Linked DNA regions of Homo sapiens: region 2 is linked to region 1. A link is an interaction called in ENCODE POLR2A ChIA-PET data of the cell type or tissue named here. Cell type or tissue: Caco-2. All regions are shown on one strand. Each heading gives the region's core, and the rest is flanking DNA. Links, peaks and the distances in the headings are about the cores only.

Region 1 (4,624 bases), core at 1-2,500:
GAAAGCTGCCTACTGCAGAATCCTTGGGCTCCAGGATGCCTACAGGACTTGCTTGCTGCAATCATTCATTTGATCTTTCATTCAGCAAATATTTACCAAGCATCTAGCATGTGCTAGGCACCTAGGCTGTGTAAAGCATTGGGATGCACATGTCAGGCATGGCCTCTGCCCTGCCTGAGCTTACATTCTAGGGCGAGTAAGGATATGACCCTGGATCAACAGCGCCTCAGTCACCTGCTCAGTGGCTGTAGCGCAGGAGAGGCAAACTTGGTGGGGTCTGTGTGGAGTACTTCACCATAACCATATCCTATCCCCAAAAGCAAAAACAGATTTGGGAAAAAGGGCTAAGTAACCATATTCTCTTTTTCTCTCACTCTTGCTCTCCTTCCTCTCTCTCTCTCTCTCTTTTTCATACACACACCAAGACAGCACAAGAAGTGGGAGGGGTAAAAGGGCTATAAAAAAAAATCTAAAAATGGCCGGGCTCGGTGGCTCACGCCTGTAATCCCAACACTTTGGGAGACCAAGGCAGGCGGATCACAAGGTCAAGAAATTGAGACCATCCTGGCCAACATGGTGAAACCCCGTCTCTAGTAAAAAAAAAAAAAAAAAAAATTAGCTGGTCTTGGTGGCGTGCACCTGTAGTCCCACCTACTCGGGAGGCTGAGGCAGGAGAATCACTTGAACCCAGGAGGCAGAGGTTGCAGTGAGCCGAGATTGTGCCCATGCACTCTAGCCTGGCGACAGAGCAGACTCCGTCACAAAAAAAAAAAAAAAAGTACAAGAAAGTCTAAAAATGTGGAGAGTACAGGACTATCAGAAGCTCCAGCCACCATCTAGGTGGGGCCTAGTGTTTCCTTTACACATCCCCTTCCCTTTTCTAAATTTTCCTTGGATGGGACCAATTGGCTAACACTAGGATAAAATTCAAATTAATTCCTCCCCTGGTACTTTTGTTTGTTTGTTTGTTTGAGAGAGAGTCTCACTCTGCCACCCAGGCTGGAGTGCAGTGGCGTGATCTTGGCTCACTGCAACCTCCACCTCCCAGGTTCAAGCGATTCTCCTGCCTCAGCCTCCAAGTAGCTGGAATTAGAGCTGTGTGCCACCACACTGGGCTAATTTATGTATTTTTAGTAGAGACGGGGTTTCACATGTTGGCCAGGCTGGTCTTGAACTCCTGACTTCAAGTGATCCTCCTGCCTCAGCCTCCCAAACAGCTGGCCCCCAGTACTTTTAAAGAGCCATCTAAATATTGTCTAAACCTCTTCCCCATTTCACATTGGAGCCCAGAGGACTCAAGGTCACCCAGAGAATTAGTGGCCAAGCTGAGATTTGAATGCAAGTTTCCAAGGCTTTTCCCAGTGCTGTGAGATGCCTCTGAGGCTTCAGTGGAATGCAGGACAGAGACCCAGTGAGTTAGAAGTTGAGCCATAGCAGGGACATCCCTTCCCCCAATCAAGACCAAGCCAAGCCAGGTGTTTTGCAATTGAGCTGCAAAAACTAGGTCATGGGTCATTTACTTGATCTCTGCCCTAGGGTCCTCAGACTGGAATAGGAAGAGGCTACCTTCAGAGGTAGGGGGCAGGGAGCTGAGGACTGAGAAACAGGGGTTTTACCTGTCCCACTGGCTGTTCATATTACCCAAAGAGGTGAGACAGGAACAGGAGATCTGCTTTTCCATTCTCTCATTTATATTTGTTTGAGTGACTAGAGCTTGTAGACAGCTCCATTTTCCCAAGAACACCAGTGCTTCAGTGCCGCCCCCTGAATCATGCTAATTAAATCCTGACCCCCATCAGGAACATCTCTTCAGGAACATCTCCATAATTCTCCTCTATGACTCCCCAAGGTCATTTTTTGGAGGAAGAGGAGAATGACTAAGATGGGCCTAACCAGCTCCCTCCCTGCCAGATCCCAGAGGTGTTGTTACAGTAAAGAGATCCCAATCCAGACCCCAAGAGAGGATTCTTGGATCTCACACAAGAAAGAATTCAAGGTGAGTCCATAGTGTGAAGTGAAAGCAAGTTTATCAGGAAAGTGAAGGAATAAAAAAATGGCCACTCCATAGACAGAGCACCCCTGAGGGCTGCTGGTTATCCATTTATATATATATATATATATATATATATATATATATATATATATATATATATATATATATAATTTTTTTTTTTTAAGACGGAGTTTCACTCTGTTGCCCAGGCTGGAGTGCAGTGGCTTGATCTCGGCTCACCGCAACCTCTGCCTCCCAGGTTCAAGTGATTCTCCTGCCTCAGCCTCCCGAGTAGCTGGAATTACAGGCACCCACCATCATGACTAGCTAATTTTTGTATTTTTTAGAGACAGAGTTTCACCATGTTGGCCAGGCTGGTCTTGAACGCCTGACCTCAGGTAATCTGTCCATCTCGGCCTTCCCAAAGTGCTGGGATTACAGACATAAGTCACCACACCTGGAAAGGCCTGGAAAAGCTTTCTGAAAGACCAGATAGGGGAGGTGTAGGCCCAGATGATCCCAGAAAGCTGTTCCTGGAATGGGGAGCAGAGACCAAATTTGGGGGCTAATCCCTGCTGCCCAGGGTTCTTAGTGAATTGTCGAGTCGGGAATGCCACAGAAGCCAGAACCAATACAAAAACATGTTCCCTCAATCCTGTATTCTCCTCTAGATAATCCTTTCTTTATCCTTAATTTCTCTGCCAAGTTTCTTTTTTTTTTTTTTTTTTTTTTTTTTTAGATGGAGTCTCGCTCTGTCGCCCAGGCTGGAGTACAGTGGTGCAATCTAGGCTCACTGCAACATCCGCCTCCTGATTCAAGTGATTCTCCTGCCTCAGCCTCCCCTGTAGCTGGGATTACAGGCGTGCACCACCACACCCAGCTAATTTTTGTATTTGTAGTAGAGACAGGGTTTCACCACGTTGGCCAGGCTGGTCCCAAATTCCTGACCTCAGGTGATCCGCCTGCCTCTGCCTCCCAAAGTATTGGGATTACAGGCGTGAGCCACCGTGCCCGGCCTGCCAAGTTTCTTAAAAACAGAGGCCATCTTTCTGGTCTCTACTCTTAGCTGCATGGTATATTGTAACACATCTTTTGCCCTATATTTGTCAGGGTAAGTAATCTTAATTGCTGTAACAAACACTCCCAAAACTCAATGGCTTAGCACTACAGTCAATTCTGGGGGTAACAGGGAGCTCTGTTCCAAGCAGTATTTAGGGATCCAGGTGCCATCCATCTAGTAGCTATGCCATGTCCTAGGGTCTCAGAATACTCCACTAGAGATCCTCTATAACTACAGTAATAGACATGGGAAGAAAGAAAATGTAAAGAACTTCAAGCTGGGCATAGTACTATGTGCCTGTAGTCCCCCAGCTCTTGGGAAGCCAGGGTGGGAGATCACTTGAGCCCAAGAGTTTGATACCAGTCTGGGAGTGACATAGCACAATCCTGTCTCTTAAAAAGAGAAAGAGAAAAAAAAAAAAAAGAATTTCAGAGGAGACTTTAGGAGCCAGCCCTAGAAATGTCATACATCATTTCTATCTATATTTCATTGGCCAGAATGCAATCACATGATCCAGAGTAGACTGTGGAATGTAATCTAGCTGTCCAAGAGCAAAAGGAAATGGATTTGTGAATGTATAGCATTGTCTCTGCCACATGCCCCTACTGAGAAGTCTAATGATCATTTCCCATCATCTCATTGAATCTCACCATTATATTTCACTGTGTTAACCCTTCATTCCATCACTCTTTTTTTAATTTTTTTAGATGGAGTTTCGCTCTCATTGCCCAAACTGGAGTGCAATGGCGTGCTCTCAGCTCACCATAACCTCCGCCTCCCAGGTTCAAGCGATTCTCCTGCCTCAGCCTCCCGAGTAGCTGGGATTACAGGTATGCGCCACCACGCCTGGCTAATTTTGTATTTTTAGAAGAGATGGGGTTTCTCCATGTTGGTCAGGCTGGATCTTGAACTGGCAACCTCAGGTGATTCCCCTACCTCGGCCTCCCAAAGTGCTGGGATTACAGGTGTGAGCCACCGTGCCTGGCCCATTCCATCACTCTTGAGAAAGAAAAGAAACTTTTTATCTGAGAAATGCCAGCCTCTTTTAATTATCAGGCCCAGAGAGGCATTAAAATGTGACAGCATGGGCCTGGCGCGGTGGCTCACGCCTGTAATCCCAGCAATTTGGGAGGCCAAGGTGGGCGAATCACGAGGTCAGGAGTTCGAGACCAGCCTGGCCAACATGGTGAAACCCTGTCTCTACTAAAAATACAAAAAATTAGTTGGGCATGGTGGCGGGCGCCTGTAATCCCAGCTACTCAGGAGGCTGAGGCAGGAGAATTGCTTGAACCTGGGAGGCAGAGGTTGCAGTGAGCCAGGATCATGCCACTGCACTCCAGCCCCGGCGACAGTGCAAGAGACTCCGTCTCAAAATAATAATAATAATAATAATAATAATTTTAAAAAGAAAAAAAAAGGCCGGGTGCAGTGGCTCACACTTGTAATCCCAGCACACTGGGAAACCAAGGCGGGCGGGATCACTTGAGGTCAGGAGTTTGAGACCAGCCTGGCCATTATGGTGAAACCCTGTCACTACTAAAAATACAAAAAGCTGAGCATAGTGGCAGGTG
Region 2 (2,500 bases), core at 1-2,500, 420 kb before region 1:
TGAGGATATTTCCAATGGGAATACTATTTTGTCTTGTTTTGTTGACTTCAGTATCCCCAGCCCTTAGAACAATGCCTGGTACATAATAGAGACTCATGAATTTGTTGAATGAAGAAATTCGTTTTAAAAATTTATTTTCTTTGCTTCCTTCATTGTCTGGCCTTCCTACTTTGGTTAATGCTTATGTTTTCCTGAGCCTTACTAACACGAGGCCGCTCTTAAAAAAGAGAGAGCGCTGGGTGCTGTGGCTCACGCCTGTAATCCCAGTACTTTGGGAGGCCGAGGTGGGCAGATCACCTGAGGTCAGGAGTTCGAGACCAGCCTGACCACCATGGTGAAACCCCATCTCTAGTAAAAATGCAAAATTAGCCAGGTGTGGTGGCGCATGCCTGTAATCCCAGCTACTCGGGAGGCTGAGGCAGGAGAATCACTTGAACCCGGGAGGTGGAGGTTGCAGTTAGCTGAGATCGCAGCATTGCATTCCAGCCTGGACAACAAAAGCGAAACTCCATCTCAAAAAAAAAAAAAAAAAAAAAAAAAGGGAGAGGGAGCTTGCTGAGTCTAGTAAGTGACAGCTGGAAACGGGCTAGGTAATAAGTTGGTGTCACTGTCTGGTGAATGATCCTAGCTTCTAGGAAATAACACTGAGTGTAGACCCAGTCGACTTTGATTTGGGTGAGAGGGATTTGGATTTGCCCCATGTCTCAGCATTTCTTGGTTTTGATTTTTTGAGCCAACTTTATGGAATTGTGTACTTTTGCAGATATTACTGTGAAGTTCCTTTTGACCTTGAGCCTCTTTCTGGCGGTTTGATGTCTGTTAGTGTTTTTTCCAAATATGATGGTCTTTATGCTTGGCATTCCTTTGGTACTATGGAATGCCCTGGCATCAGTAGGTTTAGCCTATAAGGAGGGTAGCACCAATGATTCTGCTTCGTTGTCCCCAGGCTTGCTTGGTAGAACTTAAGGCCTCCCTGAGCCTCAAGGGAGGTTGTCTGGCTTACTTAATTCCCTGGAAAGTTAGCTTATGCTTTACTCTATACTGTTAATCATGGTGACCATTAATACCATGTGCCAGGTATTATGTTAAGCATTTTACATTCATTATCTCCCTTAAGACAATAAGCCTCTGAGATAAGTATTATATTCCTTCTTTTATAGAGGAGGACATCAAAGTTCAGAGGTTAGGTAACTTGCCCAAGATCACAATTAAGCAGTGGCATAATTGGAATTCAGACCCAATGGGTCTGACTATAGAGTTCCTGCTCTTAACCACTCTTCTGTAAGTCTAAGACTATTTTTATTTCTCTAACAACTATTCAGCCTCCATTTCTATTATGTCTTCTTCTTAGGCCATTATTTTCTGACCCTGGGGCAGGATCACTCACTTGGGGCCTTATAGCTGGGACACTGACGCTCAAAATACCAGGAGCTGCTGGAATGGGTATTGTAATATGTATGGTAGATACTGCTCCTCGTGACCTTGGCTGCCTTTCCTTCATCTGAGCTTTCTGGTCTAGGGACAGCTTCATCTATTCACTGTTTCTTTCCTAAGTATGAGTTTTAGAGACTGGCGAGGCGCTTGGGGCAGGAGTATCTACTGACTCCATTTCCTCCTTCTAGTTCAAAAGGTGATGACCTATCAACAGCCATTCTCAAACAGAAGAACCGTCCCAATCGGTTAATTGTTGATGAAGCCATCAATGAGGACAACAGTGTGGTGTCCTTGTCCCAGGTAAGCTGTGGCCACAGACTAGTCTTTCCTTACTGCACTTACTTGAGGGATTTTCCCAGGTTTCTTTTCTCATTTTTCTTGCAGTGACTGCAGATAGAGTGGGGTTTACTGGGAATCCCAATCTCCAGGGCTGCTGCTTACTCCCCGTCAGCCCAATGACCCAAAGGCCTTAACTTTCTTTCCTCAGCCCAAGATGGATGAATTGCAGTTGTTCCGAGGTGACACAGTGTTGCTGAAAGGAAAGAAGAGACGAGAAGCTGTTTGCATCGTCCTTTCTGATGATACTTGTTCTGATGAGAAGATTCGGATGAATAGAGTTGTTCGGAATAACCTTCGTGTACGCCTAGGGGATGTCATCAGGTGTGTGTGGGGTTTTTGGCTTCACAGGGATGGGAGGCCAGAGATAGCCTGCATTACAGGCAGGACCCATGTATTACAGGCAGGACCAAGTTCTTGGCACCTGTCGATGCAGGAAGCCTCCTGGTCATGGGAAGACTTATGCTTCAGGGTTGTCTTTAGGTTTTGGTTCTGCCTCCCTGGGACTTCAAAATCCATTTCTGCAGGTCCCTTGAGACAAATTGGCGTTCCTGTAACTTTCTTGATGGCTTTATTTTTTCCTACTAGAGGTGTAATTTATCATACTTATATCCTGGCTTAGGATACCACTCGAGGGTGTGTATGTATATGCCAAATAATCTCCTCACTACTCTCACTAGTATGTCTAATTGATGGCTTGTGTTGGGGTTGGAATGAGGTGGGGGTATGG

The links. Peaks named below come from ENCODE experiments on the same cell type or tissue, not always from the same donor. Only the 100,000 strongest peaks of a DNase experiment are listed, where the experiment ranks them.
Region 2: POLR2A ChIA-PET joins it to region 1 with 10 read pairs; 5 of 35 experiments call an interaction of 5 or more read pairs at or near these places.

The regions. Positions count from the first base shown.
Region 1 is chr9:34,641,840-34,646,463 of GRCh38, reverse strand. No RefSeq gene overlaps it. Among named protein-coding and RNA genes, the nearest start is that of GALT, 2.5 kb to the left of the region's middle. RefSeq lists enhancers at 1-44, 1,258-1,552 and a silencer at 1,258-1,552. In Caco-2, for the core only: no CTCF peak of the experiment used is centred there; a DNase peak (open chromatin) is centred at 1,483; H3K4me3 peaks cover 131 bases.
Region 2 is chr9:35,067,485-35,069,984 of GRCh38, reverse strand. VCP (valosin containing protein) reads left to right here. Exons shown (of 17, transcript NM_007126.5): 2 at 1,623-1,734; 3 at 1,922-2,094. Among named protein-coding and RNA genes, the nearest start is that of VCP, 3.9 kb to the left of the region's middle. In Caco-2, for the core only: no CTCF peak of the experiment used is centred there; no DNase peak of the experiment used is centred there.